Regions from separate parts of the Homo sapiens genome. Here all the other regions are linked to region 2. A link is a contact called in ENCODE Hi-C data. All regions are on one chromosome and are shown on one strand. Each heading gives the region's core, a stretch centred on a gene start or an enhancer-like site at or near the end of the contact. The rest is flanking DNA. Distances are from core to core; before and after follow the strand shown.

The links. Hi-C counts contacts between places; a loop is a spot of excess contacts on that map. Pooled maps may share reads with other maps.
Region 1: a map of IMR-90 shows a loop between it and region 2 (5-fold over the local background). The contact joins two enhancer-like sites. A Hi-C loop is called at or near these places in 2 of 168 maps with a recorded cell type or tissue (IMR-90 and sigmoid colon) and 12 of 50 pooled maps.
Region 3: a loop to region 2 is called in a map of ascending aorta, with 14 times the contacts of the local background. The contact joins two enhancer-like sites. A Hi-C loop is called at or near these places in 2 of 168 maps with a recorded cell type or tissue (ascending aorta and chondrocyte) and 8 of 50 pooled maps.

Annotation. Positions count from the first base shown.
Region 1 is chr9:108,549,901-108,553,078 of GRCh38, forward strand. No RefSeq gene overlaps it. Among named protein-coding and RNA genes, the nearest start is that of ACTL7B, 300 kb to the right of the region's middle. RefSeq lists an enhancer at 1,349-1,850. Within about 2 kb of position 1,716, at least 6 of the 41 ENCODE cell types and tissues checked have a DNase peak (open chromatin) inside an H3K27ac peak, as active enhancers do.
Region 2 is chr9:107,636,530-107,639,674 of GRCh38, forward strand. All of the region lies in intron 8 of LOC105376205 (a long non-coding RNA gene), which reads left to right. Among named protein-coding and RNA genes, the nearest start is that of KLF4, 150 kb to the left of the region's middle. RefSeq lists enhancers at 484-1,032, 1,033-1,581. Within about 2 kb of position 1,267, at least 30 of the 41 ENCODE cell types and tissues checked have a DNase peak (open chromatin) inside an H3K27ac peak, as active enhancers do; they include ascending aorta, where a contact is called at or near this core.
Region 3 is chr9:108,477,383-108,480,632 of GRCh38, forward strand. No RefSeq gene overlaps it. Among named protein-coding and RNA genes, the nearest start is that of ACTL7B, 380 kb to the right of the region's middle. Within about 2 kb of position 1,254, at least 13 of the 41 ENCODE cell types and tissues checked have a DNase peak (open chromatin) inside an H3K27ac peak, as active enhancers do; they include ascending aorta, where a contact is called at or near this core.

The DNA.
Region 1 (3,178 bases), core at 466-2,965, 910 kb after region 2:
GGGAAAAATGTGTTTTCACGTTTGCTCCAAATGGTAGCAAACCTCTGCACAGGCCCACAGCCTAGAAGAGGCAGCTCATAAAATCTTCTTTGAAACTTTTTAGTAAAACAAAACTCATTTCTATAGGACCAATCCCTCCTGAAAACACCATGGCAGATCCTTGCTGGCCTTCTGAACAGTGAGCACACCCCTGGGAATAACACAAGTCCCTGTCCTTAAAGAAGCGGATGTCTCTGAGCACTGTCTCATTAATCTTCATGACCAAGCTACAACGAAGTCAAAAACAGTCATTATTTTTTCCCATTCTGCAAATTTTATGGGCTCCAACACTTGCCTGAGGTAACAGGACACATTTGCGGCAGAGTCAGGCCTCCAGGACTGGCCAGCCTCCTGGGAAATTACTGCTTTTCAGCAAGTTCTTGTGTCATCATACGGCCACTCATTTGTTCACATGCTGGACAAGCATTCACTGGATGCTGACTCTGTGCCAGCCACTGAGCTTCATGCCAGGATGGACAACTGATTAATAGGAAAGGCCCTGCCCCAGATAAATTTACAATTTAGGAGGCAGAGGCTGGCAAGTCAATAGATAATTACAAGAAGATCTGAGAACCACAGGCAATATAACTGAGTGGTGAGGAGCACGCTAGGTGTAAAGCAGACCTGGGTTCAAATTCCAGCTCAGCCTTACATTTGCATTTTTTTCATAGTACTTATCTCCTTCTAACATTCTACATATTTTACCTCTTTATTGTTTATACACATATACATGCATGCACGCACGCACGTGCACACACACACACACACACACACAAGAATAAAAATTATATGAGGACAGACATCTTTGTCTGTTCAGGGATGTATCTCCAGGGTCTAAAACAGTACCTGGCATGTAGCAGGAGTTGAATAAATATCCGTTGGATGAGTAAATTCACTATGTGTCCCTAGGAAATGTACTCATCCTCTTTGAGCTTCAGTTTGCTTGTCCATACTAAAGGGGACGCCAAGGTGATGGGATTAGATAACATATAAATGCCCGGCAAAGAGCCCAGCAAAGATTATCATAAGCAAAATAAATGGCTATTCATGTTCAATATTGATAATACAGTGGGCTTCAGTGCTAAGAGGGTCTTAATGAGCATCAGTAGTCTCTGCTTGGGAGTGTCAGGGAAGCTTGCCATGTTGAGTGCTGAAGGATGAGTAGTACAATGTTGCTAGAAGAAAAGAAGAAAGAAAAAGGACACAAAGCAGCAAGGAAGGCAAGACAAAGGCTGCGAAGCCTTCATGCTGCTCTCAAGCCCTACTGTCTAAAACACCATATCCCATTTTTGCTCACAGCCATCCATCCCTGTGCCCTTGACAACTCCTATACTTGAGGGGTACTATCTCCAGGATCAGTTTCAGGACCCAGCATAGAGCAAACGTCCCCTAATTCCTCCTACACAGAGGCAGATTAGTCTTCAAAGATATTGCAGCGTTGGCCTTTCCTTGGGGCCCTTGCCACGGGCTGGATTCTGTGTGCTCAGTATAAATCCACAGAGATGAGGCTGGCCATGTAGTGACTGCAAGAAGTAAAAGAAGCTTTCCGCTCGATGACACATCTCTGATTCAGTCTGCCCTGACAAAGCTGGAGATTAAGTTTCCTTGCCTAAAGCTGCAAGGAGAAACATGACACCCTTTGCTGGCTACAAGTGGAACACGCTTTATTAACCCAGCCTTAATTATATTCCATTTTGAGATTCAATAGTTTCGATTGCAACACTGCATGAAACCAGGGTGACTTGCACCCCATGGGACTCTGTCCATAAATGAAAACGGAAAAGTGCCTTGAAGGCAGTGACCCGCTTATGCCAGCCAGTCAGAGACGCAGCCTAGAGCCTGTGCCTGGCTCCGGGGGAGCCCCAGAGGTGGCCAAATCAGGGCAGGGCTGGGTCCATAGTCAACTGGGTAATGGGAAGGTGGCTTCTATTTATGAAAGAAATGATGGCTCTCTCTGAAAAGTCTGAAGCGAATGTGGCAGGAGTTGCATATAGCCTAACATGCATGCAGCTCTCACCTCACAAATGAAATTCTTTTTCATCTGATCATCACATTCTCTCTTTTCCTCTCCCAGTTTTGAGGAAAAAAAAAAGCAGATTACCTTTCTTTTTTGTATACAGATTACAGTCTACCCTATCTGAGGCAAGCGAGCTAACCTTGTATTCTTTTTTTGAGGTCAAATTTTCTGCAAATATTTTACATGCCTTCCTACGCTTTTCAAATAAGGTAACTGAGGCAGTTGATTGGTCCGAGGGCTGAGTGTCTCCATTATAATACTAATAGCTACCTATTATTGAGCATTTACTATATGCCAAGGAATATGTGAAGGGTTCTATGTGAATTATCTCATTAAAGCTTCGCAACAGCTTTAAGGGCCAACATGTGCATTTCATTTTTCTCATTCCCACAGTGAGAAAAAGGCAGAAGAGAGACTCCCACCCAAATCTACATGAAGCCCAAGTTTGCACCCTTCTTGCTACACTCTGCCTCCACTGCACTGCAGGATCGAGAGGACAGGGAGGATGCCTGAGTCATACTACGTCCCCCAGCACCTGGGAGAAGTCCTGATGAATGGCAGACCTCAGTAATGTTTGGTTAGTTAATTAATTAATTAGGTAATTTTAAAGAACCTTAGACTGGGAACAAAAGGGTTAGTTGGAAGCCAGCTCTGACAGTAATAAGCCACATGGATTTGAGCCAGGTACTTCCCCTATGGGCCTTGGCCTTCCCATTTGAACAGTGAAGCAGCTGGACTAGATGACCTCTGATGGTACCTGATTCAGGGTCTTGCCCCAAGTTCACCCAGCCAGGCAACGTCAAAAGTCTGCCTCCTCATCTCCCACCCCACATCCAAGTCCACGTTCACAAAAACAGGCCCTTAGCCTGACAACATGTTGGCCCAAGCCCCAGTGAGTCATATGTCAAGCTAAGCAGGTACGTAGGCGTGTCTATGAGTTACTGCTAAAAACGCAAGGCTGTTGACTGTCTACTAAAGGGAAGAACAGTTAGCACAACCAGAAACCAGCGTTCTCTTCAAGCCCAGGAATGGAAAGGAAGAGCCTTTCTAAATATAAGGGACCCTCATCTCAATCAGGGAGACATGCAAATGTTTAAAAAAGAGCCTTCTTGGACACAGGTG
Region 2 (3,145 bases), core at 17-2,516:
CTCAATCCAACAATTATGGATTGAGTATTTTCAGTCTTAGGCATTGTGCTGGGTGCTTAGATTCAGAAAAATCTTGCCAGACTCCGGGGTCTCCATCCCCATAGATGGTTAAATTCCCAAATCTCCCAAAATGGAAGTTCTTTGCCTCTTCTACCCAGATAAATAGGTATTTGCTATCTCTGGATTAGCGGTGAATGTCTGTTCATTTTTCATCAGCACATCTGGTTTTTAGGTGAAAAGCTGCCAGGAATTTTGAAACATCTTGTTACTTTAGACATCAGAAGGCAGGGAGATTTCCCATTATTAAATGGATGTGAAAACTTCTTTGTGCCCCAGGGCTAGGGCAAACCTGAGATTTCATAGGTCAGTGAAAGCTCACCATCATTGTTTTTGCTTGGTAATAATTTTATTTAGGGAGGAGGAAGAAGAGAGGGTAGGGGGTTTCCAGAATGATAAAGCAATGTGCCAATGTCATGCAGTTTCGAGAGGCCACTGAGGTGGTAGGGAAAGCATTGCCCATGTGTGGCTCCATCTCCCCGAGCCTCAGTTTCCCATTGTGTAAGATAAGGATAACAGAACTTCCTGTGTAGTGTGGGTTGAGGTTTCAAGGAGAGCATGAATGTGGAAACACATCAGTGCCTTTTGCCTGCTAAATGCTTCTTGTTTATTTCCAGCCCTGCCACATGTTTGCAAATCTTTGCAATGTGCAGTTGGAAGGCAAAGTGGGGATAGAGAAGGCAGATTTGATTTGAGAGTTTGTGCACACAGTGGTGGGTCTGAGTTGGGGGCCTGGCTAGAAACAAGTGGCTTTTTTGGTGGCACCTTGTGCGCCTTCTCTTGAGACAGAGGCTCTGTAACCCCCCTCGGCATCAAACTTCGCACTACCCTCCCTTTGCCACGGCATCCTTCCTTCTCGTCTCCCGGGAGGCCGGACAGAGAACCCAGGCCCAGCCCCAGCCCAGCGAGCCTGAGCCAGACTGCCTCGGGCCGGTCTTGCTCGGCCTCCCTGGGGAATCTGGGAGGCTCAGCCAGGCCTGAGTCGGCCTGGGTCCCGAGGTCAAGGTCGGGGTCAGGGTCGGGGTCCGGTCGTACGCCCTAGCACTGCCTGCGGTGGGGCGCGCACAGTCGAGCGCGGGGCCTCCCCGCAGGCTGCGCTGCCTGCCGGGCGGCCTCGGGAACTGACCAGGCCGCGTGTGAGCGCCGGGATTCCTGATCCTGCCTTAAATATGCCGGTTATTTTTATCTCCCTACGTCAGGCAGCGAAGGCCATCCCACCGGTGGCCCAGGCGGCTGCTACACAATGTTTCCCTTTAGTCGGGAGGGGAAATGGAGGGAGGCCAGACTTCCTGATCACATGGTGCTGAAGTCAATGAAAAAAAATTAAGGGGGACCCCTCCCTTTTTCTTCAATGCCTGATCCAGATTCCCCCCTCCCCGCTCCCCCGACCCACCCCCTCTGGGCTCCGCGCGTCGGAGGGAAGCGCAGCCTCCCAGGCGGAGGGCCAGCGAGGCAGGAGAGCGCGCGCAAACATAAACACGAGACTGTTGCAGTAATTGGTGGCTCTGAAAACACTGAGGAAATGAGAGGCTTGTACGAAACATCAGCCGACAAGAAACGGGGTGATGTCAGACAGCCTTCCAGGATTAGAAACCCTTAAAAGCTCCGAGCCCGCGGCCGCTGCGGAAAACTCGGCTCTCCCGCTGTCCCGGGTAGGAAGCCGGGATTTCGCTTTTGCCCGACTCCCTCGGGGCACTCGCCCTCTCCTCTCTTCCTCGCTTTCTCGCTTTCTCTCTTTCTCTCTTTCTCTTTCTTTCCTTTCTCTCTCTTCTTTTTGTTTCTTTTCTTCTTTCTTTCCTCTTTTTCTTTTCCTTTTCTTTTCCTGTCTTTCCTCTTCTCCCTCTTGCGCCCCCCCCCCCACCCCCAACTTTTTCTCTTTCTGTTTCTCTGGCTGTCACTGTCTCTCTGTCTTCTCCCTGTCTTCTCTCTCTTCGTTTTTTTCTTTAACCTTCTTTATTAAAAAGAAAAGAAGAGGCCACATCAGAAGATTTCCATTTCTAAGGCACCTTGTACTTTTATATCTTTTCCCTCCTTTGAAACACCAAACAGGACCCAACTCCTAAACAAGTCCAAAGGGACAAGTAAAACTGGGGTGTCAGTCGCTTGAGTTTGTTATAACTTTCTCTTCTTCTCAGTGCCCTTCCTCACCCCCCTTTTCGGATTAGAAGTTCATATTGCAATAATTCGCCAACATGTTGGAAGGGCTGGAAATAAACAAAAAGCATTTACCAAGGACAACAGCCCACCCACCCTGAGATGGGGAAAATGCTTGCAAAAATCTGGCCGTTTCAGAAGAGAATATAGATTTCCTGGTAAAATATATCCCAGCCACCCAGCTAGTAACACTAGTGGCTGTTGCCCCATTTTCTGTTCATAGTATAATTAAGACTAAAAGTACTTACACGTATGTGTATACACACACACACACACACACACACACACCCTCCCTCCTCCAGGCCACAGGGCAGGGTAGCTAACAGCCAGTGAGCAGGGAGGATCTTGTACCACATCCAGCAGGAACTTGCGTGTGTCTTAAAGTTGGAGGCCAGTTACTCAGTGACATCTGTTCAGTGACATCAAAAGTGATGTCTGTCAAGCCTTTTTCTCTTCGTGTCTGCCAGGATTAATGAGGCAATGTTTGGAAAGGGCTTAAGCCCCCACCAAGAAAGGCACCCAAGACAGCTTTTCAAAGAATGATTTATGTCCAGCTTTATCTAAATAGGAACCGAAAAAGCATTTTTCTTGTCTGTAGAGCAGGTGAACTCAACACCTGACTTCTTGCTCAGGTGCATTTCAGAAGCTTTCAAATCTGCCTTATTAATTGGTCTGATACCTCTTTACCATGAAGGCACTTTTTTTTTTTTTCTTTCTTCCTGAGACCCCAGAAAAGGTCATATCAAGGCTGAGTTTGTACAACCTTGGAGGAATATGACTGGTTCCAAAGACTTGGTTTCCTTCACTGCTGCTTATGGTGAGAACAATGTCCCCCAACCTGAACCCTCCTCCCTCCCCTGCACACTCATAAATCTTGTGGTGATTTAGTTCCCCTCAATGCTTGACACTCCTAAGCTGTAGTAATTTGAGCCAA
Region 3 (3,250 bases), core at 4-2,503, 840 kb after region 2:
CATTCAGAACAAAACCCAGTTATTGGATACTTAATATAAGTTAAATATTCAATTATGAAGTTTTATGCACACTAAGGAATTGCTTGCTATCTCTTTAGTAATTGATGTATTTCCATACCCGATCAGAAACTAAATCAGCTCTCCACTTTCCAGGACATAAAACTTTCCAATTTGTTTGCATTTCAAAAAATTGCTCACACACACACATTTGAATTATGACTCATGAAAAGAGAAATAACAATACAGTCAGTCACACGTTGCTTAACAGCAGGGATATGTTCTGAGAAATTGTCGTTAAGTGATTTCATGGTTGTGCAAACATCATAAAGTGCACTTAACACAAATCTAGATGGTATAAGCTACTACACACCTAGGCTATATGGCATAGCCTATTATTCCTGGGATACAAACCTGTACAGCACGTCGCTGCTTACCTCAGAAGCACCATAAACATGTGAGTAATTATGATGGCTATACTGTCACTCGATGACAGGAATTTTTCAGCTCCATCATAATCTTGTGAGACCACTGTCACATACGCAGTCTACAGTTGACCAAACATCATTATGTGGCACATGACTGTACTTTTTATTTGTACATTTCTTTCTAGTTTCTATTGTGCTGTACTATCCATCATAGCAACTGAACTTATAACAATGCTGTGTGGTAGGTATTGCTATCCTTGATTTTATGGTCAAGACGTCAAAACATTGACTGGTGCAGAGTCACCCAGATAATTAGGCCAAAGCCATAGAAACAAAATCTGATGACTCCATGTCTAATGCTTTTCGTGCCACGACAGAGCCATCATGAACAGTGAACATGAAGGATCTCCACCAAGCTTGATGTCTGGGAACTATTCAACCCTCGGTGGAAGTTTGTTGGGTTCCCATGTTTATCTGAGTTATTTTACCAGGTTCCTGTAGGACTCACTCATCTCACTGGACTCTGCTGCCCTAACCCAAGGGGACTAGGCAGGTTTTCCCAATGCCAGATGGTTGGGCTGGGAGAAGCATTATAAACGAAATGAGTGAGCCACTACATCCCAGGGGAAATGCCGCTTGGATCTTTGAGAAGAGGCCAAGGGGGTGCCTGACAAGACCCAAAGGGAACCGTTATTATGGGCAATTCACAGGGTCCATGTTCTGGCCCTTCCCCTCACAGGCTCATAAATTCCTCCTGTCAGAGCTACAGATTTGACTGGGCCCAGAGCACTGACTCACACTAGTAATGCGCACAGAGACATTCATCAAATTAGCTGCCAAATCTGCTCGTTCGCAATGAGGAAACTCATTGTCAAGGGGATGGGTGCTCGTGTCAGCCTGACCAGCTGTGGGCAGCCTACAGGGAGAGTCAAGTAACCAGAGGCTCTTTCGTGGGCCTCACCCTGATTAGTGGCAGAGAATTAACTGGATGATCAAAATGTTTAGTGGTCAGAGGCGGGATAACAGATGACACTTCTGTCTCATTGCAGGACAGACTTATCAGAGAGAGAGAGAAACTGAGGCCAGTCTGACCAGATGTGTCATCATAAGGCTGCTGAGATGACACTGGCACCCTCTGTGACCCTCCTTTAGCTGAGTTTGTTCCGTACCAACTCCGTTCTGACAGACACATTCTGAACTACATTTCTGAATGTCAAGTTTGGCTGTAGCCAGGACTAATTCTGGCCCGTGAGTCATTCTGATTCTTTAAAGAGATTTTGCCCCACTCAAAACTAATACTTTCTATGTTGATTTCTGAGCCTAATTCCCAGAGTGCAATCTGATGTCCCTTATTTTCAAGTTTGTGGTGAGACTACACTCATCACTGTCAGCCCTGTGTCAGAACAGTCTGACTCACCCATTTCACTTTTGCAAAGTAAAAAAAAACAAACTTTAAAAATTCTTATTACAAAACCAACATAAGCCCTGTATTTAAAAACTAGTAAACATATGTACACACATCCACACACAGATTTAATCTCCTTTAATCCCAATGACTCAGTACATTCTGTCAATTCTCTTTATGTACACATTTTAATAAAATAATAATATTTTGAAAATTGCTTTTTCACTTTACATATTATGAACATCTTTGTTAACAAATAGAATTCTAAAACATCATTTGGATGACTATCTGCTATTCCATTCTATGAATAAAATTAAAATTATTTAAGCAAGCGTCAGTGGTTGGATATTTAGGTTGTTTCCAACTTTTTGCTCTTACGGCACACTGCACTGCAGATCCTTATGGATGAATATTTTTAATAAACATTTTATTTTAGAAGTATTTTAGGTTTGCAGAAAAGTTGCAGCCAGTATAGAGTTCCCATAATATAGAGTTCCCCTAATGTTAACATCTTATATTACCATGGTACATTTGTCATAACTGAAAAACCAACATTGGTATGTTAACATTAACTATACTCCAGACTTTATTCAGATTTCATTAGCTTTTCTACCAATGTCCCTGTTCCGTTCCAGGATCCAAATAAACATATCACATTGCATTTAGTGTAGCTGAATTTTTACGCACACATATACAAGAATTCCGTGACTTAGGCAATGGGGTTATGTCCTCATAAACCCATCATAAGTTGAAAATATCCTAAGTTGATAATGCATTTAATCCAACTAACCTACTGAACATCATAACTTAGCCTGGCCTATTTTAAACATGCTCAGAACACTTACATTAGCCTACAGCTGGGCAAAATTATCTAACACAAAACTTATTTTATTAGAAAGTGTCGAATAGCTTATGTAACTTCTTGAATACTATACTGAAAGTGAAAAACAGAATGATGGTGTAGGTACTGAAAGTATGGTTACTACTATACCATGCATATTGCTTCTGCACCATAGTCAAGTCCAAGGCTCTTAAGCAGAACCATCATTAAGTTGGGGACCATCTGTATTACTTCCATTTATTCCTGGACATGAAAGAATAAACTCCTGGAAGTGCTGGACCAAAAGACACAGAAGTTTTGAAATTTTTTGATACACGTAACTGAATTGCCCACCAGAAGTGTTATACCAACGCACATTCCTCCCATTAATGCATTAGAATGTCCATATACATGCTGACAATGCTGTTTCTTGTAACCACTTTGAACCCTATTATGATGGTGTCACAGCAAAGTCAAATTATAGAAAGAATAAGCTGATTAATGTTGAGGGCCCTATCTCTGTTTATCTGGCTGGGTGCAGGGAGGTTTTAGCATATGTGCAGATTGGTGAGCTATATGTCCTTCAAGCAATCCTCTAAT